3 separate regions of the Mus musculus genome follow, and all the other regions are linked to region 1. Evidence: chromatin loops called from intact Hi-C (ENCODE). Cell type or tissue: gastrocnemius. All regions are shown on one strand. Region 1 overlaps Tdrd5 (tudor domain containing 5). Region 2 has its middle 19 kb from the start of Abl2. Region 3 overlaps Abl2 (v-abl Abelson murine leukemia viral oncogene 2 (arg, Abelson-related gene)).

Evidence for each region. Peaks named below come from ENCODE experiments on the same cell type or tissue, not always from the same donor. Only the 100,000 strongest peaks of a DNase experiment are listed, where the experiment ranks them.
Region 2: a loop joins it to region 1, with 6 times the contacts of the local background. A loop is called at or near these places in 17 of 42 quality-filtered maps.
Region 3: it touches region 1 in a loop (4-fold over the local background); 10 of 42 quality-filtered maps call a loop at or near these places.

The regions. Positions count from the first base shown.
Region 1 is chr1:156,259,226-156,267,225 of GRCm38, forward strand. It overlaps Tdrd5 (tudor domain containing 5), which reads right to left. Exons shown (of 18, transcript NM_001134741.1): 14 at 7,988-8,000; 15 at 4,181-4,363; 16 at 3,604-3,747; 17 at 506-710. Among named protein-coding and RNA genes, the nearest start is that of Tdrd5, 40 kb to the right of the region's middle. In gastrocnemius, no CTCF peak of the experiment used is centred here; DNase peaks (open chromatin) are centred at 4,291 and 5,681.
Region 2 is chr1:156,535,412-156,543,411 of GRCm38, forward strand. It overlaps the pseudogene Gm17975. Among named protein-coding and RNA genes, the nearest start is that of Abl2, 19 kb to the right of the region's middle. In gastrocnemius, CTCF peaks have their summits at 3,167 (motif pointing right) and 4,955; a DNase peak (open chromatin) is centred at 4,952.
Region 3 is chr1:156,630,010-156,638,009 of GRCm38, forward strand. Abl2 (v-abl Abelson murine leukemia viral oncogene 2 (arg, Abelson-related gene)) reads left to right here. Exons shown (of 12, transcript NM_009595.3): 5 at 1-116; 6 at 1,336-1,420; 7 at 3,071-3,248; 8 at 3,744-3,928; 9 at 5,056-5,208; 10 at 6,809-6,898. Among named protein-coding and RNA genes, the nearest start is that of Tor3a, 40 kb to the right of the region's middle. In gastrocnemius, CTCF peaks have their summits at 1,139 (motif pointing right) and 3,392 (motif pointing left); DNase peaks (open chromatin) are centred at 1,157 and 3,298.

The DNA of each region.
Region 1 (8,000 bases):
AGTGCATGTGTGATCAGAGTCTTTAAAAAGGAGGACCAACAGGTAGTTTAAAAAGTTTCGCATGCAGTGGACATATGCCCTAGCAAAGTCACTTCCAAATAAATAGCCAACAGAAACAAAACTCTACAATATGAAGATAAAGGAAGGTGCCAGACAAGAAAACTACCTACTATGTAACAGGCACGGCGACATGCCAGAGGCCAGCATGCTAATGTCCGGACTAACTGCAAAGGGGCACAGGAAACTTGTCTGGCTAATGGAAACACTGACATTTGCCAAAACTCACAGAACCATGTACTTGAAACTTTATATAAATGTAAAGCCCCTGCAAAAGCTGAAAGAAAGCGGCAACATTAGAGAAACCTGAGCTCACACCAAGACGATCTTGGAGAGAATGGCAGCACCAGCCACCTTTCAAGGTATGTTCTCAAAGCAATGAAGGTTTTAGCAACATGACAAACTTCCGACTTGTCAACTGAGCATGCATAAGGACACATAAACATACCAGAGCCAGAGTGGTTTTCTGGAGAGTCACCCACTGCAGGGGTTGAACTGAGTGCTTTTGAGGCTGCCCGTCCGGCATGAGTCTGAATGCTGGCAGGTTCAGACTGGCTCCTCTCTGCGGACTGCTGAGACTTGATCAGAGAGATGTAGAACTCTTCCAGTTTGGGCAGTGTGGAAGAATCCAAAGGATACTGTAAATCTGGCTGCTGCAAAATGGGAGAAATTGGGTGAAGGCATGGAAAGTGACACCTTTTATGCTTCCTTACTTAGATTTCAGTTAAAAAGTAAAACTCTAGAAAAAGCACTCTTCTATGTTTTAATGAGTATCAAAATTCAACCTAAGAGGTCTTTATTGCTATTTCTATGAACAAGTATGGTACTGAGGGCTACCCTTCTTCCCGCCATTGACCAGTGTTAAATACACACACAGCAGGACAATGCAGGACCCTTATCATCCAGTGTTAAGTAACACCAACATTGAAGCACTCAAATTGCTGGCAAAAATGCAAACAGATTCAGCCGCTGTGGAAAACAGCCTGGCAGTTTCTCAAAATGTTAAACACAGAGTTATTACATATTTATCAGATTATCTGTCTAAGAGACACAGACACTTCAGCAAAGAGTAAAAGGGCAGGACAGATCTCTACAGACAGATGGCCTAGAGATTGTGCCACATATTAGGAAGAAAGGAAGACCAGGATTCAAAAAGTAGCTGGGTAAGACAGTGTGCACCAAAATTAGCAGCTAAGCACAGGAAAGGAAGGAGCCCTTCTTTCTCAGTACCACGGATGAAAGAAAGCCTGGGTATTTTCTTGTCAATAGTTTGAATCTTTCTGGAATCTGCAATGCACAAGTCCCAGAATGGGATGCAAGGAGCCTGGTAGGCACAGGTGGAGCAGGACTGCGGAGCTCTGGACTGAACTTTTGGCGCCACCCTAAGCTTACTGTTTTCTAACACTCTGAATCAACGTCATATATGCTGTGGTCTCTCCCTCTATTAGGGTGCTTTTCCTTCAGTAGCTGTAAGTATAAGATCTCTGTTAATCAAGCTAGAAGACAGGCTACTAAAGCAGTAAGATGCGTAAAGTTGAACAAATCGCATATATATGTTATATATACAATTTGCTAGTAGTGACCTCATGACCTAATTACATCATACATCCTAGTCCCCAGCATTCTAGTGCTGCTGTGCCAGACACCACACCCGACACATGATGCTTTGAAAGGAAACCACATGCAATCCACAGCAACAGAGCACTGTTCCTTCTGCAAACAGTTAGTGCTGATCAAACTCCTGCATCTAATTTTCCCTCATCCACCTTGTCCACACAGTAGGCAATGTTTTCAAAGATCTGTTGAAGAGACTCTCTATTCTCCTAACTCCTATTATTTATTTTAATAACTATCCTCCCATGTTAGAAAGAACAGTCATGCTATTCTGTTTGCGTCTGTAAATGACCTCTACGGGAACTCTGAATTACAGGTCTGACTATAAAGTCTGACTATAATCCTAATTATCACCCACTCAGAAACACTTCAGAGCTGCCGCATATTCAGGCCTATTTTCAAATTGATACAATTTCTTAAAAACAAATGAAAGTGAAGACTTTTCCCAGTATACATAGTTCCTAGCCTCTGGGTTTATTAATAATATTGCCATCACTACTACATTGCTGCGACTTTTATAACCCAGTGTGTGCTTACTAATCTGCCAAACACACCCTTATGGGACGCTCTAACTGCTGTGGGGGCTGGAGTAAGAAAGGCCCCAGGGGCTCATCTACAGGGCAGGCTTGATCCCCAGGTGATGAGCTGTCCTGGAGAACTAAGCGTGGCCTTGTAGAAAGACATGTGTCACTTGTGTCTCTGGCTGCCTGCAGCCCTCTCTGCTGCTTCTCCAGCACCATGCCTACCTGTGTGCCGCCATGCTCCCTGCCATGAAGAGAAGTACTAACACTCTGCAACTGTAAGCCAGGCCCCAGTCACATGCTTTCTCTTACACGAACTGACTCAGAGCAACGGAACCGTGACTAAGACAAATGCTTGGTATAAACCTTTGGCAACCTAATCCATGTCTCGTTTCTTCATTTGAAATGGTGGTAACAGTACTTCATAAGAAGGATTAAACAGATGGACAGGGATGTAGATAAAGGCTTACAGCAGTGCCAGTAAACAGTATGTGCTTAGGCACTGTGGGCAGTGTTATCTTTTTTACTGGTAAAAGAGCTCACAGAGATAAGTCCCAAGATCGAGGCTTCGATATCTCACGCCTAACTACCATGGAATTCACAACTCCTCACGGAGTAGCAAGAGGGAAATCAACTATCATTGATTGAAAAGGCCCAGAATATGGTTACTAAAAGCCCAAGGAGACTCAGATATAGATGGTTTACAAATCCTGGTTCCTTGATGTGAAGATTCAAGCTATAAAAATGTTAGTAAGACTTCCAGTTCTAGCCATGGTACTCTTCAACTTTGCTCCATTGTAAGCAGTGGACAAATTAGATTTTACAGTATTTGAAGGTTCAGGGGAACAAGTAGTCAGGAAAATTTTCATAAAATGAAGTGGGTTCCATAGTCATACCTCAGCATTTTTGCAGTCTCCAGTCAGGAATGGAGTTGAGATCATAACTGCAAACTTATGGGCTAAAGGGGAGATCAGACACTGACAATACATCCGGGCCCTGACAGACACACCCAGAGGAAGAGACTAGAGAACAGTCCAACATCTGGCACGTCCAAGGCTGCCAATTCATCAAGTGAGCATCTAGAAAACCTACAGAGAACAGCAGTGGGCAGGCTGAAAGGCAGGCAGTGGAGTCTGAGCCTTGCTTACCAAGGTGGGAAGCAAACGCAACAGGCTCTCACCTCAGTCGAAGGTCTTAGGAGTGAAAGCCAGAGAGGACTGGAGCAAGAATGAAAGTGAGCTAAGACCAGACTGCCTTGACTGAAGGACTGCTGAGATCAGGTGGGCCTATGGGTATGTCTGTGGGTGGCTGCCTTGATTAACAGATGCAGAAGGGCATACATTAACCACAATTTCTAAGAATCAAAGTGATAAATCATGAACTGGTTATAATAATTCCAACTGGGCTCTACCTGTTGAATTCGGGTTGTGCTGGTATTTTTTTCTTGAGCAATGGGCCCTTCTGGTGTGTGAATTCCTCCTTTCACATCATTCGCAAGGCCTAAGGGCTGCCAGGAATCATCCCATATATCTTTAGATGTAGAAAAACACCAGTCCTATAAAGAAAAGCGTGCAACAGTAAATCACAACGCAGTGCCACAAGATCACAAAGCAAGGTAAGGTGACAGCGAGGGAGCAGTGTGCTGTAAACAACAAGAGGGGGTGTGGACTTCCAACAGGACAAGGACACAGTGTGTTCTAAGCAGCAAGAGGGATGCTGATTTCCATCAGTGACATCTTTCCTAAAGTCTGCAGTAAACACCTTCAATCCTTGGGCCTCGTGAATGGACACACACCATCGCCTAGCGAGACAGTTCCTGAGCACCTTAGTGCTTACCCACTTAAAAACCAACCACAGATCATTTTCAACTATGGCCTGACAATTCCTTCTCAATTCCAGCATTTACAACTTTCTAGAAGCCTGGTCTACCGGGTTTAAATTTCCTTTGTCAGCAGTTGATCTGCTGCTTGTTATCATAAGACTCTAACCTTTTGTGCCATTTCTCCACCTGTCTGATATTGTTTCTTCCCAACAAGGTTTGAAGTAAACAGCTGGGAGGCAGGACTCCCTGCCTTCCCCATTTTGGCCTGTAGAGGGAGCCAGTTCTCATCCCAAACATCGTCACCTATGGTCACTGACTCCAGGCATGGCATTCCAGTAGGGACCTCATCCTGAAACAGACCACAGGACAAACAAGTACTGTTGTTTTTATTTCCAAACATAAACACATTTTTAAAACTTAAATGCACAATTTTTTTCCTGGCTCTGAGTGGATACAAGTTTAATACACAATTTATTACATTTTGTTCCCCGATTTGCCAAAGAAATAAAGGCAAAGACATTTAAGGGCAATGCCTATGAGAGAGACTGGGAGAGGAGGCAAGGCCATCTACTCCCTGGGTGTAGAAAAGCCTCCATAACTGACTAAGGGGTCCTAACCGATCCCAGGCCCGAGTGTACAGTGGGGAGAGCTGAGAGGCCACCACATATACATAACACGTAAGCGCAGGAGCTTTCAAAGAGCAAAAGCAGAAACAAAGCTCTTATGCTAAGAGAGCAGAGGTGGATGGGAACAGGAGCATGAGATCAAAGTTGGCGTAGAAACAACGGCATCTCCAGCCTGCCTGCCCTGCGCCCAGGACTCAGACAACCGCTCTCTCTCATCCGCTAGAGCGACTTTTGGAAAGTTCAACATGTGGAATAAAGAGGAAGAAAGAAGGGTTTGTGTTAGTCAGCTTCCCATTACTCAGACCAAATTTCTAAGAGAATTCAAAAGGAAGAAAACTTCCTCTTGACTCATGGTTTCAGAGTTTTAGTCGAAGGTCAATTGCTGCTACAGATGTGGCCCTGAGGGGGACAGGTTATCACGCCAGTGAAGCATGTAAGGGAGGGGACTGTTCACTCCCAGTGGAATGAAGTTTAGTGGGAAGGACTGGAGAGATGGCTCAGAGGTTAAGAGCACTGACTGCTCTTCCAGAGGTCCTGAGTTCAATTCCCAGCAACCACATGGTGGCTCACAACCATCTGTAATGAGATCTGATGCCCTCTTCTGGTGTGTCTGAAGATAGCTACCGTGTATTACATATAATAAACAAACAAACAAATAAACAAAGACAGCCTACCTCATGAGGCTTCTACTAACTTACAATAATACCACGTGTGAGCAACCAAACTGTTTTTGGCACGTGGCTGTTGAGGGGCATTTTAGATCCCAATCTCCTGTCTATATCATGCAAAACCACATCCAGTCTGCCTTCAAGAGTCTGCAAAGCCTTAACTGTTCTCCAGCTGCTCAAAAATACAAACCAAAAACCTCCTGTGGGAACCAGGATCCAGGAGGGGGTAAGAGGCAGAGTCACCAACCCTAGAACAGACTCCGGAGGCCAGCAGTGAGGTGCTGATCTACCTACTGCACAGCAGCGAGCGTGTATCATACAGCCTTTGAACCAATGGGAACTGACAGAAGCTCTGGAGTAGCCAACTCCCCCACTGTCACTATGGGGAGGTGCCAGGCTGCCAGCACTTGAGGGGACTTCTGTAAAGATGGGGGGCAGGATGGGGGGCAGCCACTGCCCTGTTCCGGGCTCATTCTAAGGTTCCACTAGTTTGCTAGGATTCTCTATTTTGTGTCACACGGTATGCCAGCAGACATGGGGACTCACTATGAAAGCCACCTAGGGGCTACAGCACCCATATCTCAAAAACTCTCGGCTTTGAACCCTGCAAAAAAAAAAAAAAATGAAGTTAAGGATCCAGAGACAGGTGCATCTCTGTGAGTCCCAGGGCAGCTGGAGGTATATAGTAAGATCCTGTCTCAAAAAGCAAAAACCAACCAAACAAAAAGATATATATACACTTTATAATAGCACAGGGGTAAACCCTCTATTCCAAATAAGAAATAGGAGAATACTAAGAAAGGATTGGATCAAAACAGTAGCAAAACCAACCGGGCCGCAGTAAAATCTGTACGCAGGGAACACGGTGGTAAGAAAGAGCTCTGCTGACCCCGTCCCACATTAGTCATTAGGGAAACATGTTCGAAGCATTCTGAGATGTTACTATATGCTTCTCAGAGGAGCTCAAAACAAAAACCCCCAGCTGTTACTAGCAAGTACTGGAAAGGACATACAACACTTGGAACACATACTCTGCTGGTGGGACGCGAAATCGTAAGCTCCTCTGGAGAGCAGTTTGCCTAACACTGCCACATAACCTACCAGTCCTACCTCTGGACATTTTCTCTGTATAAATGAAACTTAGGTACACACTCACGTGCACACACACCAAAACAAACAAAACAAAACAAACAAACAAAACCCCAACAAACCAACAAAAACTTGTGTATGAACACTTATAGTAACTCTATTCCTAATTACTTGAAACTGGAAACAATTCAAATAAACCTTGGTTGGGGATGGCAAACTGTAGTAAAGCTAGTACAATCAAATACCACTCAAAACACAAAAGCTTTCAACTATCAACAACTTGGATATATGTGAAGCACTCAGAGGTATGAGGCTGCATTAAAAGGCCACTCTTAAAGCTCTCTTATGTGCTAGTCCTGAAAGGGACAATCAGAGTAACAAAACTCTGTCAGGTGAGAAACTGTGAATAAAACCAGGGAGGTACAGGGTTATTCCAGGTGCTGGAGCTATTCTGCATCCTGACTGTTGTGTTGAATACATTATGATATACGTGTATTAAAACTGACAGAAAAGAACTCCAAAATAGAGTCAATGTTATTGTAGTTAATTAAAAAAACATCAACATAAAATTCATGCCAACATGCATAAGACCCAAACAAATTCAAACCAGACAATACTCTTAGCACAGAAGAGGGAACATGGGCACAAATTCCACCTCTACCAAGAAGCTATCTAACTGAGAGCAGTGAGGCAGGCCCCAGGCTCAGGAGCAGCTGGCCAACTCAATTGAATTCCATTTTCTTTAGGGGAGACAAGGAGCACAGGGTTGCTTAGATAGGGAGGTGGGAAGGATCTGGGAGGAGTTAGGGGAGGAGAAAGATTACAATAAAAATGTATGTTATCAAAGTTTCAAAGAATAAACACAAAGATTACTTAAAAGTATACATGAAAAGCATCCTAGCCAACTATCTGGCTAAGCAGAAAATAGCATTGATACTGAATGGTCCGATGAAGCTCAATACAGTGTACTAAAACAGACGGTGGGGGAGGGGAAGGAACTTCAGTTTATGTGTGCTGAAGGGATGAACATTTTTTTCTATGCCAAGAAATCCAAAGATACTTAAACTTGAAAATCAGGAAAAATATATTATTTAATGTAATAATTAAGAGGGAAATTTCAAACTAAAGGAGATGATTTAGAAAATGGTTGTTTTAGAAGACACTTAGAGTCACAAGGGACTCTAAGTTATGTGCATGTAAACACTTGATTAAAAGATGTTCTTCCAAAAATAGAAATATATTTCCTGATGAGTTTCCTAGTATTGCTTCTCAAGACCTCTATGCTGCCACTCTGACTCAATCTCGGGATAGTGACCTATACATCTGGTCCCAGCAGAGCTTTTCTTCCCTGTGATTGGCTCTGTCCCATTGCTGTGGTCTTGGCGACTGTTTTTTTTTTTTTCCATTTTTTATTAGGTATTTAGCTCATTTACATTTCCGGTCTTGGCGACTGTTAAGGAGATCATCTGTAATTCAATGTCATAGAGTAGTGCTCACCGACGACGAAAGCAGAGGAGCCTGCAGACTATTGATTTCCAGGCATTCTCATTTATGCATTTGCTGAACTGAAAGCCCATCTCCGCCTCTTACCTCATTTTCTTCC
Region 2 (8,000 bases), 280 kb after region 1:
CTATTGTCCAAGCATCAAGTTCATGAACACCAAGCTGCAGAACTAGGAACGTGAGATCGAGGGCTGTGTAGGGCCAAGTTCAAGGTCCCTGGCTGTCAGAAGACCCACATCTCAAACAAGCAGGGCTTCTTGTTTTGAAAACATGAGAAGCGCTCATTTCTGACGGCTGTGGGATTAACTATGTCTCTGCGTGTGGTCCTCTGGACAAGTAGTAGGCCTTGAACTTGTGAGGGCTTCCTCCGTGCTCAGAAATCATGCCCTACCAGTAATGTTCACTGACAACTCTCACATCCAGCCTCCAAACAAAACACCCAATACAATATGATCGACATCTATAGTATGTATACCATCCAGGACCATATATACGTGTTTTGGGGTTTTTTTGGGGGGGGGGCGGGTTGAGACAGGGTTTCTCTGTATAGCCCTGGCTGTCCTGGAACTCACTCTGTAGACCAGGCTGGCCTCAAACTCAGAAATCTGCCTGCCTCTGCCTCTCAAGTGCTGGAATTAAAGGCGTATGCCACCACTGCCCGGCTTATACGTGTATTAATATACGAAATTGTCGAGTATTTTAAAAGTAATTTTTTAAATCTAAAAAGAAAAGAATAGTAACAAGGAAGAAGTGGGGGGGTGCAGAAGAGAAGAGTGAGGAGAAAGCATGACTATTTAAACCTCTACACAGAGCAGGCAAGTCAACTCAGCGGTTGAAGGTGCCTGCAGCCATGCTCATGGCCAGAATTCAATCTGCAGGACCCAGGACTGGAAGAAGAGAACTAATTTCTGGAAATTGTTCTCTGACCTCCACAAGTGCCGTACATAGCACGTCTACACAAATACTCACAAAAATAAATAAAATAAAACAGCAACATCAGAGCTGGGGTAGGACTTAGCGGTAGAACCCTTGCCTTGCTTGTAAAGGCCCTCAGTTTTATTCCAGGTACCACAAAAATAAGTAAAAATAAAAACAAAACAAAAAACCCAAAAGCTACATTAAGAGCTTGCTGGCGCTTGCAAGATCACACAGAAGAGTGTGACAAACACTTGCACTATAGCAGTTCTCATAAAAACAGATTTCCTTGACCAGTGGCAGCGCAGGCCTTTAATCCCAGTACTCAGGAGGCAGAGGCAGACGCTTTCTGAGTTCGAGGCCAGACTGGTCTACAGAGTGAGTTCTAGGACAGCCAGGGCTACACAGAGAAATCCTGTCTTGAAAAACCAAAACCAAACCAAAATAAAACAAAACAAAAAAATCTCCAAACCAAACCAAACAAACAAAAATCCCATGGTGCTGCTATTTATTGACTGAGTATTTTGGCTGCCTTGAGTTTCCTGTCTGAGAACTGGGATAATAATAGCACATGGGTTTATTATTAGGTTTTAAAAAGACGTGTATAAATGCTTAGTATCTGAAGCACAGTGACCAGCACCCAGTAAGTAACTATTATTATTTTAAAGGGTACAGATGTGAGGGGAAATGCTATCGCCCAAACCTATTCCTCAAATCCCATTCATCAGAGCTTCTCTTTAGCAACCTCCATCCTGTCTGGATGTCTTTTCACCCCTTGCACCACTAGTGAACACCCTGTCTTAGTTAGGGTTTTATTGATGTGAAGAGACACCATGACCATGGCAACCCTTACAAAGAAAACCGCTTAACTGGGGCTGGCTTATAGATTAGTCCATTATTGTCAAGGCAGGAAGCATGGCCACATACAAACAGACATGGAGCTGGAGGAGGAGCTGAGAGTTCTACATCTGGCTCTGCAGGCAGTAAGAAAGAAGACTGAGACACTCGGCTTTGCTTGAGCTTCTGAAACCTCAAAGCCTACCTACTTCCTCCAGCCACCCCACAGCTACTCCAACATGGCCACACCTCTTAATAGTGCCAGTCCTATGAACCTCTAGGCCACCTTCATTCAAACTTCCACACAGCCCATATAAATTCCTTTTTTAAAAAGTATTTATCCCTGTGGCATACATGTATACACAGTACTCTGGTCATTTTCATCCCTCCATTACCCCTATTCCTCTCCCCTTTCTTGTGGCTTTCTATCTAGTCCTATCCCATGCTACTCTCTCTTATCTAAGTACAATCCAAGTCTCTACTCTCTACTTATCTAAGTACAATAAAGGAAAAATGATGTCAAATAATAAAAGATATTTATTTTTTTAGATAAGCCTTGAACTCATAGAGATCCCCCTGCTTCTGCCTGCCATTCACTGGGCTCAAAGGTGTGCACCACACACCCAGCAATGCAAAGATTCTTTTAAGAGGGCCCATAAGGCTGTGCGTGACAGCACAGTGCCTGTGGTCACAGAACTTGGGAAGCAGACTATGCTGGTTCCTTTTTGTCAGCTCGACACAAACCTAGCTATATCTGAGAAGACGGAATCGTGAATGAGAAAAACGCTCCATAAAATGGACCTAAGGCAAGCCCTGGGAGCCATTCATGGATTAATGATTGTTGTGGGTGGACTGAGGGCACCTCGGGCCACCAGTGCCAACCCTGGACAGATGGTTCTGCCTTGTATGAGAATGCAGGCTGAACAAACCTGGAGCAAGAAGTAAGCAATGTCCCCCTGCCCCCCTAGCTTCTGCTATGTCAGTTCCTACTTCCATGTTCCTGCTTTGAGTCCCCTCCCTGAGTTCCCTGTGTGCTCTGGTAGTTGTGAGAGGAGATAAACCTTTTTCTCCCCAAGCAGCTTTTGGTCACAGTATTGTATCACGGCGATAGGCACCCCATCTAAGACACAGAGAAAGGGGGACAGTGAATCTGAGAACAACCCGAGCCACAAAGCAAGACTTTGTCTCAAAAATAGAAAACAAACAAGCAAACCCAAAAACAAAATGAGGGCTTGGCAAGATAGCTCAGTGGGTAGAGGTGCTTGCTACCAGTCCTGGCAACGTGAGTTTGATCCCTGAAACATGATGGAGAGAGAGAGAAATGGCTTCTGCAAGCTATCTTCTCATCTTTGCTCAGACATTGTGGTACATGCCCGTGCACGCATACCTCTCCAAATAGAAACTAAATGTAAACTGTTCTTAAAAGCACTGACTCCCCAGTTTTCAGCCTTGTTTGTATATGTTAAATACCTAGAGGGTCATTTAAGATGTATTTACTTATTTAATGTCTGAGTGCTCTATCTGCATATACACCTACATGCCAGAAGAGGGCATCAGATCACATATTATACAGATGGTTATGAGCCACCATGCGGTTACTGGGATTTGAACTCAAGACCTCTGGAAGAGCAGCCAGTGCTCTTAACTGCTGAGCTATCTCTCCAGTCCCAGACATTTTCTCCTCCTCCTCCTCCTCCTCCTCCTCCTCCTCCTCCTCCTCCTCCTCCTCCTCCTCCTCCTCCTCCTCCTCCTCCTCCTCCTCCTCCTCCTCTTCCTCCTCCTTCTTTTTAATAGATTAAGTGGAGGGCCATTTAAACTCAGCAAGATTATGTTCAGTTAAGACATTATAGATTCTTTAACCTATGTTGATGATAGAAGGTCTTTTTGAGGTTGGCTTTTGAGTTTGGGGCTTTAGTCTCTTCCAAAATAAGCTTTTTGTTCTTTGAGACAGGGTCTTAGTATGCAGTCCTGGGTGGCCTGGACTTTACTATATAGACCAGGCTGGTCTCAGACTTACAGAGATCTGCCTTTCTCTTCTCCCCAACATTGGGATTAAAGGCCTATGACACCCTGCCAGGCTAGGTAGAACTAAGCAATTTTTCCCTTGGCTAGTTTGGAGTTCGCTTTTGAGGCTCCATCGAATGCCCAATGGAACCATACAAATGATTACCCCCGCTGTAACCCCAAAGGTCTTTCAGATGTCCTGTGAACATTCATCTGCGTATTCAGCATGGGCTTACAGTCAAAAATGTTAGTAAAGGACCTTTACAACTTGAAAGATCATGACAGAGACACTTTAAGTCTGAGTCTTGTTTGTTTTGTTTTTTTGAGACAGGGTTTCCTTGTGTTGCCCTAGCTGTCCTGGAACTCTGTATATCAGGCTGGCCTCAAACTCAGAGATCTGCCCATCTCTGTTTCCTGAGAGCTAGAATTAAAGGTGTGTGCTACCACCACCTGGCTAGGCCTGAGTTTTATACTATTCTTTCCTATTGGGAATGCCCTGCAGATGAGAAAGCTACTCTGAGAGGTTAGACTATATAGCAATGATATTGAATATCCCATGTGATCATATGGGTTCCAGAATGTATTTCTGTTCTTGTTTTGTGTGTGTGTGTGTGTGTGTGTGTGTGTGTGTGTGTGTGTGTGTGGCATGCATGCACACATGCCCAAGAGTCTCTTCCAAACCTCTCACCTATTAATACCTAAGGAACATGTGTTGTGTGAATGCATGTGGATGACTTCATTATTCTTTTACACTTTGTTTTGATCCAAAGCACCACCTGTGAGTCACAAGTATTCCCATGTTCTTTTAAAATCTCCAGTCTGGGGATGGAGAGAGGGCTGAGTAGTTAAGACTGCTAACTGTTCTTGCAGAGGGCCAGAGTTCAGTCCCCAAGGCCAACTTGCTTGCATACATTAACAGTCAGTAACTCTAATGCCATGGGATCTAAAGCTGTCTTCTGTCCTCTGCTGGTTTCTGCACTGTAAATGGTTCCCATATACTCATACAGGCTCAGACAGGTACACATAAATAATAAATAAATAAATCTTCAGAAAAAGAAAGAAGAGGCAGCCTCAAGTCTGAGACGAAATACAGTAGCTTCAAAGGGTATGGTAGGCAGTCTACTTAAAATGTGATAAATTCAGGCAGATAATTAATTTCAATGAAGGAAATCTTGCATTTCAATTTTTAGGAGGAAACAAATGTAGAAGAGGCAGATTGGCCTTGGAGAAATAAGAGGAAGGGGGAAATGCATCTTTTGGAGCCAGATGACTCTGGGGAGGGCTTGGTAGCCACTCCCTGTCATTTCTCTGTCTAAGGGAGACATCTAGAGGCTGCTGGATGGTTCTGTTCTGTCTGTCAGGAAAGGCTTTTCCAGATGGCTTCCTCACAGATCCCGTCACAAATCAGAGAGCACTGATCGCAGTGGACAAAGCCCAACTGCTTTGATATTAATCTATGGCTACTTATGATTACAGAGAAGAGAAGAGTAAAGTATAATAGGTGGGAGAACAGTCGTGAAGGACATTAGGGACAACTGAGGAAATCCGAGTATCGACTGAATTCTGGTCGACGTGACTGTGTTGATGTTTATTCTTTCATTTCCCTCCTGCACCTTCTCCTCTTCTTTTCTTTTCCTTTTCTTCTTCTTGTGGCAGGGTCTAGCAATTTGCAGCTCACACAACCTTTTTTGCCTCAGGCTCCCAAGTAACTGGAACAATGGGTGCTCAATAACACATCTGGTCCAAAATTGTTTTTCTTAGGTGTGGTTAGTACATTGTTGATCTTGGAGCTGCAGGCCTCGGTGGTCGTCCAGGATAAGGAAGAGGCTATCATACTATTTTTCTTTGCAAAGTAGCAAGGAAACTTTATATAAAAGCAAAGCTACGTGGAGTGTGGTACACTCCTTTAATCCCATTACTTAGGAGAAAGAGGCAAGTAGATCACCATGAGTTCCAGACCAGCCAGGACTACATAGTGAGACCCTGTTCTTTTTTCTTTCTTTTTTTTAAGAGAGAGAGAGAGAGAGAGAGAGAACTAGAAAATATCATCCTGAGTGAGGTAACCCAATCACAAAAGAACACACGTGGTATGCTTTCACTGATAAGTGGATATTAGCACAAAAGCTCGGAATACCCAAGATACAATTCACAGACCACATGGAGTTCAAAAAGAAAGAAGATCAAAGGACTCCAGTCCTTCCTGGAAAGGGGAATAAAATACTAACAGGAGCAAATATGGAGACAAAGTGTAGAGCAGAGACACAAAGTGTAGAGCAGAGACTGAAGGAAAGGCCATACAGTGACTGTCCCACCTGAGGATTCATCCCATATACAGTTACCAAAACCTGACACTATTGTGGATTGCCAAGAAGTGCATGTTGAAAAGAGCCTGATATGGCTGTCTCCTGAGAGGCCCTGCCAAAGCCTTACAAATACAGAGGAGGATGCTCGCAGCCAACCACTGGACTGAGCCCCAGGGTCCCTAATAGAGGAGTTAGAGAAAGGACTAAAGGAGCTAAAGGGGTTTGCAACCTCATAGATAGAACAACAATATCAATCAATTAACACCCCCCTCCCAGCTCCCAGGGACTAAGCCACCAACCAAGAAGTACACATGACTGGCTCCAGCTGCATATGTAGCAGAGGATGACCTTGTCATGCATCAGTGGGAGGAGAGGCCCTTGGTTCTATGAAGGTTGGATAGATGCCCCAGTGTAGGGGAATCGAGGACAGGGAGGTGGGAGTGGGTGGGTGGGTGGGGAGCACCCTCATAGAAGCAGGGGGAGGGGGAGATGGGATAGGGGGTTTCCAGGAGGGGGGAGACTGGGAAAGGGGATAACATTTGAAATATAAATAAAGAAAATATCCAATAAAAAAAAAGGAAGAGGGGCCGGGTGTGGTGGTACACGCCTTTAATCCCAGCACTTAGGAGGCAGAGGCAGGCAGATTTCTGAGTTTGAGGCCAGCCTGGTCTACAAAGTGAGTTCCAGGACAGCCAGGGCTATACAGAGAAACCCTGTCTCAAAAACAAAAACAAAAACAAAAACAAAACAAAACAAAAACAAAACAAAACAAAACAAAGGAAGAAAGAAAGAAATCCTTGAGTAAGAAAGCACTCAAGGATTTTACTTCTTAAAACAAAATAAAAAACACCTGAATACAAGTGTGTTGAGCAGGGTAGCTTGCTTGAGGGACTGGGAGCCGGTAGGAACTCCACAGGAAGACTGAGAGTCAACTAACCTGGGCTCTTGGGACTCCCAGAGATGGAACCACCAACCAAAGAGCATACATGGGCTGGACCTAGGCCTCTCCCTCTGCCCACACACACCTATGTAGCAGATGTGCAACTTGGTCTTATCCAGGTCCCCCAATAACTGGGGAGGGGGTTGTCCCTGACTCTGATGCTTGAGTACAGATCCTGTTCCCCTAACTGGCCCTCCTTGTTTGGCCTCAGTGAGAGAGGGTGTGCCTAGTGCTACAGTGACTTGATATGCCAGGGTGGATGGATACCCGGGGGGACCTCCCCCTTTTCAGAGAAGGGGATGGGAAAGAGGGGAGAGGCTGTGTGAGTTGGAATAGGGAGTAGGAGGGGCTGCAATCTGGATGTAAAGTGAATAGATAAATAAATTAATGGGGAAAAAATGATCAAAATCTGAACCTGGTGGCACAGGCCTGTCAATCCTGTACTGAGCAGCTGAGGAAAGAGGCTCATAGGTTCAAGGCCCGCCTGGGCTACAGAGTCACTTCAAGGCCAGACTGAACATCTTCAGGGAGACCCTAGTTCAAATCAAACGTGAAAGATAAGCCTGTGGTAGTTCATGTCTTTAATCCCAGCACTTGGGAGGCAGAGGAAGGCAAATCTATGTGAGTTCCAGGTCAGCCTGGTCTACAAAGTGAGTTCTAGACCAGCCAAAACTACACAGAGAGACCCCTCTCTTGGAAAAAGAAAAAGGGGAGGGGGGTGCTGAGGAATAGCTCAATGGTGGAACGCTGGCTTAGCATGTGATCTCCAGCCCACTTAAAACAAGAAACATGACCGGAAAAGGTCACCTAAAACGGGTGTGGTAGCACACTCCATTGTCCCTGGCACTCAGAGGAGGGTAGATCTCCTTGAGTTCTATGCCAGCCAGGGCTATATAATGAGACCTTGTCTCATAAAAGCAAAGCAAAACAACAAAAGAAACAAGCAAGACACAACAACAGAAACTTGAGCTTGAGCGGAATATTGCTGCTTGCCTGTAATCCCAGCAACACAGGTAGCTGAGGCAGGGGGAGCATACCTTGAACTGGACCTGGAATCAAAACAACGGAACCGGGGCTGGAGAGATGGCTCAGCGGTTAAGAGCACTGACTGTTCTTCCAAAGGTCCTGA
Region 3 (8,000 bases), 370 kb after region 1:
AAATGGAACGGACAGATATCACCATGAAGCACAAACTTGGGGGCGGTCAGTACGGAGAGGTTTACGTTGGCGTCTGGAAGAAGTACAGCCTTACAGTGGCTGTGAAAACACTGAAGGTAGGTTGCTGAGAGCCAGGCTTCCAAGCATCTTTGTGCACTGAATCACTTGGAAAGATCAGTGTGCCCTTCTTCAACTCTGGAACACTTTCCACCCACTGGTGCCAACACTTGAGCAAATGGTGGTGATTAACTTCGTGCCTTTGCTGACAGTGCAGGGGCAGATTATTGTCTGCAGTGCAACCCACGTGTGGGGAAAGGCTTGTCTCTGGAGGCTTTTGACAGGGAGCTTGGTGAGAATTTAGAAGCAAATTATAAGTTCTGTTGAGAACAACCCCTGCTGGACAGAATTCTTCATGTGTAATCTACAACATCACAAGTTCCCTGTTCTGATCTCTATCCCTGTGGCTTTTGTTTTTCCCTTCCTCCTTACAATTAGAGATGCCCTTTTTAGTAGAAGTAGAAATGACAAGGTCTCTCTCTAAGTAGTCTATGTTGGCCTTCAAGTCACAATCCTCCTGCCTTAGCCTCTGAATGCTGGGCTTACCGGTGTCACTGCCACACCCAGCTAGATCACATCTTGTTTTTAAACTCACAGAAGTCCTCTCCCTGACCCTACTGTCTCTTTTTTTAAGTGTCCTCCTATAAATTCACAGAGTTGCCACTCACTCTGGACATTGGTGTGAGCTATCATAGGTAGCAGTCAGCCCTGCTTACTGAGCATACTCTGAATGTGAAGGAAGCAGTAAGGCTCTACAGATGTGCTTTGTTCTTTAAGAAGAACCATGGGCTCTGATCAGACACCAACCTACCAGAAACAGACACTCCGTCCTCTCTGCTGTGGTAGTTGTAAGATGAAGTTGTTGAATTTTGCTTCCTTGTTTACTTTTATTCCAGTGTCTGACACTGGATAAATTTAAGGACATTATTCTTAGTTGTTCTTCTATAGAGCATATTAGATTGCAGCAAAATTTCTTAAAGTAATATGTTAAAATACTCAAATGATCTTTTACTTAAATACTATATGTATGCATATGGATGTTTTGCCTGCTATGTTTTGCCTACTGTGAGTGCAGAACCCAGAGAGGCCAGAAGAGGGCATCAGAGTCCTGGAACTGCAGGTGATTGTGAGCTGCCAGCCATATGGTTCTTGAACAAGAGCAGCAAGTGCTCTTAACTACTGAGCCATGATGTCTCAGTAGGCTTGTGAGTTGACTTAAATGAAAGCTTTGACCTCCTTTTTTGTCTTTCTTACCCTGCCTTCTCTTCCCTTTAACAGGAAGACACCATGGAGGTGGAGGAGTTCCTGAAGGAAGCTGCAGTGATGAAGGAGATCAAGCATCCTAACTTAGTACAACTGCTAGGTGAGAGCCCTGCCGTAGGCTTCATAGGTCCGAGTTCCTGTCCCAGCTTCCTATTCAGATCAGGGCGATTGTTTTGTTTTGTTCTAGTTTGATTTAGCACTGTGGTAGAAATGATAGATGTAAAGCAACTATGGTGAATAGAACACTTAGCTAGTAAGCATCAAGTCTTAGTTAGGGTTAGTCCTCCAAACAAACACACACACACACACACACACACACACACACATACGCGCGCGCCCCTCTTCTCATTTTAATCAGGTGTTAAAGACAGTAGCCCAAGTTGATTGCTTTTTGTTTGTTTTGTTTTTTATTACTTTTTAAAAAGTATTTTCTTTATTCATTTATTTTATATGTATCATATTTTATCTGGAAATATATGCTTCTGTAGTGTCCACTGAAACCAGAAAAGGACATTGGAGTACCTGGGCCTGGAGTTTTAAATGGCTGTGAGCTGGAAATCAAACCTGGGGCCTCTGGAAGGGCAGTCAATGCTCCTAACCATTGAGCTATCTCTCCGGCCCCTTAATTTTTTTTTTTTTTTTTTTTTTACTTACTTACTTTATGTGTATGAGTGTTTTGCCTACACGCGTATCTATGTACCACATGTGTGCCTAGTGTCCTTGGAGACCAAAGGAGGGAATCAGATCCCCCGGAACTAAAGTTACAGGTGATTCTGAGCTGCCATATGGAGGGAGGACCAGGTAGGTCCTCCAGAAAGAGCGGCCATTGCTGTTAGAAGCATTCAAGATAGTTTCAAAAAAGTCAAGAAATATTTTTATAAAATGGAGACATTAAGCAAAAGACTATTGAAAAAAAGTGAATTAAGCTTGTGGCTGATCAGTTTATCCAAGAGATAAATGGCTGCGCTGCAGTGGGTTAATTTCTTCCCTGTTTGGGTCAGAAAGGATCACAAGTAAACATTTTCCCCTTTTAAAATCGGGCCTGTTTGTTTCAAGAGAGGGTTCCTTTGTGCAGCCCTGGCTGTCCTGCAGCTCACACTGGCCTCAAACTCAGAGGTCCACCTGCCTTTGCCTTACAATTGCTGGGATTAAAGGGTTGCACCACCACTCCCAGCCATTTCCTTTGAATGCTCAAATTAAGCTAAGCTATACCAAAAGAAAAAAATTAATATGCTATCTGCCGTATATTAGTGAAGTCTTTAACTATGAAACATTTTTTACAAGCACAGGTAGAGGCGGGTGGCCTACCTGAGTGAAGTGGTGCTGCTTTATATTAACATAGGCTGCACACGGTTGCAGGGGTGTGGGCACATACGGAACTCAAGAGATGGGGCTGCAGAGATGTCTCAGACGTTAAGAGCACCAACTGCACTTCCAGAGGTCCTGAGTTCAATTCCCAGCACCACATGGTGGCTCACAACCATCTGTAATGGGGTCTTGTACCCTCTTCTGGTGTGTCTGAAGACAGCAACAGTGTACCCATATACATAAAATAAATAAATCTTTAAAAAAATTTTTTTTGGTCTTATCCCTTGTCAGGTTAATAAAAGAAACTATTTTGCTTCTCAGGCAGATGCTGAAAAGGTCTGTGCTGCTTCAGAGAGCAGGCGCCCTAACTGACCTGTTTGTAAGTTTTTGTTATATTTATTTCATAGCATGTGGTGAAGATTATCAAATTGTCGTTGGTCAGGTGTGTGTACCCTGGAGCCACCGTTTTACATTGTGACTGAATACATGCCGTATGGGAACCTGCTTGACTATCTCCGGGAGTGCAGCCGAGAGGAGGTGACCGCCGTCGTGTTACTTTACATGGCCACCCAGATCTCCTCTGCCATGGAGTACTTGGAGAAGAAGAACTTCATCCATAGGTGAGTAAGCCTGACTGTAGCCTCCAGCCACATGGCCGGCCTGCTTGGCATGAAGGGGAAGCCAACACTTGTCAGAGCTTTTGGGAAAAAGGTCTTTGCTGTTCTTAACACTACATCCAAGATCCTTTTATGCCACCTAGTGGCCAAACTTTTAAAGTAACATTTGTCCTAAGGTGGGGGCGGTGGCGTTTGTTTATATTTTTGTTTTTTATTATTTTAATTTTTAGGAGGGCTTATGTTGCTAACCTGTGAAATCTAGCCCATTATTCCTAAAAATAGAAATTCATTTTGTCCAGCATCTTTATTCTGCCTCCTGGTGGGTATTCAGTACATGGTACAAATTAGTAAGTTTCTACGATGTTGGTGGTGATCATAAAGTATTCCAGTGTTAGTTATCCTTTCCTTACCAGCTTTGCCTGCAGCAGAGAACCAAGACATGTAGTCCACAGCCATCTTACTATCCGTGGGAATAACACAGGGTTCTCTTTCCCATAGAGATCTTGCTGCCCGGAACTGCCTAGTGGGCGAGAACCATGTGGTGAAAGTGGCCGACTTTGGTTTAAGTAGACTGATGACTGGAGATACCTACACTGCTCATGCTGGAGCCAAATTTCCTATTAAATGGACAGCACCCGAGAGTCTGGCCTACAATACCTTTTCAATTAAATCTGACGTTTGGGGTAAGGTTGACATAATTTCTTACATGGATTGTTTTCCTTTCTTTGTACATGGTCTTAATCTTTCTTTCTTTCTTTTTTTTTTTTTTTTTTTTTTTTTTTAACATTAGCTATGGCTGGCCAGGTGTTCGCTAGATTAGGGTAAAACTTGAGACAGTTCTTCAGACTCAGCCTCTTTAGCACTAGGACCACAGATAATTTTCTTAGATCTTCAGAATTTTTAGGATGCTCAACTAATAATAAAAGTAAGTTGAGGAGACTGAGATGGGAGACTTGGGATTTTGGGTTGAGGCCAGGTTGAGGTGCTGTTTAGTGGTAGGGAACATTCTTGCCTGTTCATGCACACGTTGTCTGTGACTGTGTCAGACTTCTTATGTCACATGGCGGTGCAGAAGCAGCATGACCCACATACTCCACATCTCTCCACTCTTGAGGGACCCTTTAGTGACCCTTTAGGGAAGTCCTGCTGCTCTCTGCCAGTTTCTCTATACTCCAAGCCTACAGCACCCCATTCAAGGATATCATCTCGTCTTACCTTGTCCTGCATCATTACCTTTGTCCTATAAAGCTGCTTGTCTGGAGGTACAAGCCTGTGTCAAGCTCAGGGGTTGGGAGAGGCACAGGGGAACAACTGTACTCACTCCAGCTGGGGTATGGTAGTGGAGGCTGGAGTTCCAGCATGCTGGATGCTCGGGTCCTTTGAGTCCATGAGTTTGAGACCTGCCTGAACAGTATGCTGGGACCGTGAGAACAACAGCTAAGGAGCTTGGCCTGGTGGCGCAGACCTCTGGTCTCAGCACTCAGACTGGAGAGTAGGAGTGCAAGTGCAGAAGACTTCCTGGGCTTTACAGGTTGTAGGCCAGCCTGGACTGTGTGAGCTATCTCAGCAGCCTTCTCTCTAAAGCTCCGCTCCATCTCCATGTGAGACTTTGCCTATTTCTAGAGTTCTCTAATAGTGAATGCACCTTATAAGGTCAGATAACATTTCACTTAGAGTTGTCCTTGTCCTGGATCTAATTTCTGCTGCTCTGAGAAGTAGAGACTAATTAAAAAGACTCAATAGACCAAATTAGTATAGAAATATGGACTTGGGGCCAAATAGAAATATATTTTTTAATTCCTTTACACAGCGTTTGGAGTACTGTTGTGGGAAATTGCTACATATGGAATGTCACCATATCCAGGTATTGACCTATCTCAAGTCTATGACCTACTGGAAAAAGGATATCGAATGGAACAGCCTGAGGGATGCCCCCCTAAAGTGTATGAACTTATGAGAGCATGTAAGTGTTTTGCATGTTTGAGCTTTCAAAATGGACCAGCAACAGGATGGTTAATGAAATGGGCACCATTTCTGCTCTCAGCTTTGTCTGACGGATCTAGTGTTGTTAACAGTTGCACAGCTTGTCATTGACAGGCCAGTTGGCATAGTGCATGATATACCATTGAGTCTTATTGGAATCCTCAGGATAGTTGTCTGTAGCCCAAATATACTGCCAGTTTCTCAAAAACATTTGTGTATTCAGTAAGACAATAAAAAGTTGAGTTTGCATAATATGTTTGAAGGATGGCTGCTTTCAGCTAGATATGAATGGTTACTAAAGACTGATTATTAAGTAGCCTCTACTGGCCTGGAAGACCTGCCTGAGTTCAAATCCCTAGTAACCACATGAGATGCCTGTCTCAGCTGCACACGCCTGTAAACCAACCCCCCCCCCCCCCCCCCAATCAGGATCTCAAGAGATCCCAGGAACTCACTGGCCGGCCAGCACACTTAGCTCGTGGCCAGCTTCTGGTTCCGAGGAGACCCTAGATCAAGGCAATAAAGCGTGGAACAGAAGAGAAAGATGTCCTGTCTTTTCCTCAGGCTTCTACATGCCTTACATGTGGGCATCTTCCATCTCTTTACTACACAAATAAAAAACACAAACAGTCATCTCTTATGGATATGAACAGCACCATCAGGCTGCTTAGAGACACACATGAGGGAGGGAAGTGGAAGTGTGCTTGTGTTCATGCGGCGCTGGGTCATTACTATTTTCTACTGTAGTCATTTGTTTCTCATGCTACTCACGTTGCATACACACATACACAATGCAGTATTAGTGGGGTGGAAATCAAGAGAAAATTTGATAAGTAACTTCCCTTATTCCACCATGCGAAACCCACTTGGGTTTTCAGGCATGGTGGTAAGCACTTCTGCCCACTGGCCCAGCTTGCCAGCCCCGTCATAGTTCTCCTCTCCCTCTCCCTCTCCCTCTCCCTCTCCCTCTCCCTCTCCCTCTCCCTCTCCCTCTCCCTCTCCCTCTCCCTCTCCCTCTCCCTCTCCCTCTCCCTCTCCCTCACCCTCGCCCTCTCCCTCTCCCTCTCCCTCGCCCTCGCCCTCGCCCTCGCCCCCTCCCCTCCCCTCCCCTCTTCTCTCCTCTCCACTCCACTCCACTCCTCTCCACTCCACTCTCTTTTTCTTTCGAGACAGGGTTTCTCTTTGTAGCCCTGGCTGTCCTGGAACTCATGCTGTAGACCAGGATGGATTCAGAGATCCACCTGCCTCTGCCTCCCAAGTGCTGGGATTAAAGCCGTGCACCACCTCCACTCTGTGGTTAGTTCACTTCTAATAGAGGAAAAACTTGCTATTTTCTAAATTTTCTTTTGGTCCTGTCTTCATTTTTGTAGCAGTAGGAATAGGAACCAAGGATAGATTGGTCTAGCACTATGAGGGCGCTCACAGCTCCCAAGGCTGGAGCTGAGAGATAGCCACTCATCTCATAGTTCCTGTACATGCTGTAACTCTGCTAGGCACACACCATGGTATGTGTGCCCGTTGCTTGGTGTGCCACTGGGGATGAGTCTCTCAAAGAGTCTGTAAACTCTCTTCTGCTGCAGGCTGGAAGTGGAGCCCTGCTGACAGGCCCTCTTTTGCTGAAACCCATCAAGCTTTTGAAACAATGTTCCATGACTCCAGCATCTCTGAAGGTGAGTGTTGGGACAGGGGGTTGACTACTTGTGGCCGAGTGCAGAGTGGTAATGGTAATTTCAAACATGGGAAGCTCTGACAGTTATTGACTACTGAAAGATACTGAGTTGACTTTTGGCTTCTCTTATTCTTGTGTTACTACTTTTTTATACTTTTTTAGTTCTGGGGTTTCCTATAATCATATTTCATACTGAAATTACATTTTGATTTAAAATTTACTCAGTCTCTACAAAGAAAATCAATAACTTCAGTAGTTTTTTTTTTTTTTGGTTTTTCGAGTCAGGGTTTCTCTGTATAGTCCTGGCTGTCCTGGAACTCACTTTGTAGACCAGGCTGGCCTCAAACTCAGAAATCCACCTGCCTCTGCCTCCCGAGTGCTGGGATTAAAGGCGTGCGCCACCACACCCGGCACAATACAAAGAAGATTAAAAATTAAGTGTGAAGATATTGATGGCTCAGCATTGCAGAGAGTCAGACCAGAGCTCAGTTCCCAGCACCACTCTTGGCAACTCACAGCTACCTGTGACTGCTCTAGAGCAGCAGCTTTCAGCCTGTGGCTCACGACCCCCTTGAGGGTCAAGTAACCCTTTCACAGAGGTCGAATACCAGATATTTAAGTTCCAATTCCTAATAGTAGCAAAATTATAGCTATGAAGTAGCAATAAAATAATTTTGTGATTGGTGATCACCACAATATGAGGAACTATATTAACGAGTCACAGTTTTAGGAAGGTTGAAAATTGTGGTCTAGAGGTTCCGGTGCCCTCTCTGGTCTCTGTGGGCACCTGCATCATGTTTATATACTCACACTTAGATACATATATATACAAATAATTTAAAATAACTCTTTTAAAAATATATATTCTAACACTAAACCACATTTACAACAAGACCAGCACCCACGCGTGTGCGCGGGATCAGAAAATTCCATTTCTAGAAATATAGACAGTGTAACTAAGATTTATGTAGACACTTGTGATGTTTGATTATGCTTATAATATTGAAAACAGTAGGAGCAACTTAAGCACCTAGCAAGCTTTTATTTATATAAACATAACTGAGTACTTACATCTTTAGATATATTAGGTTATCAATAGAAAT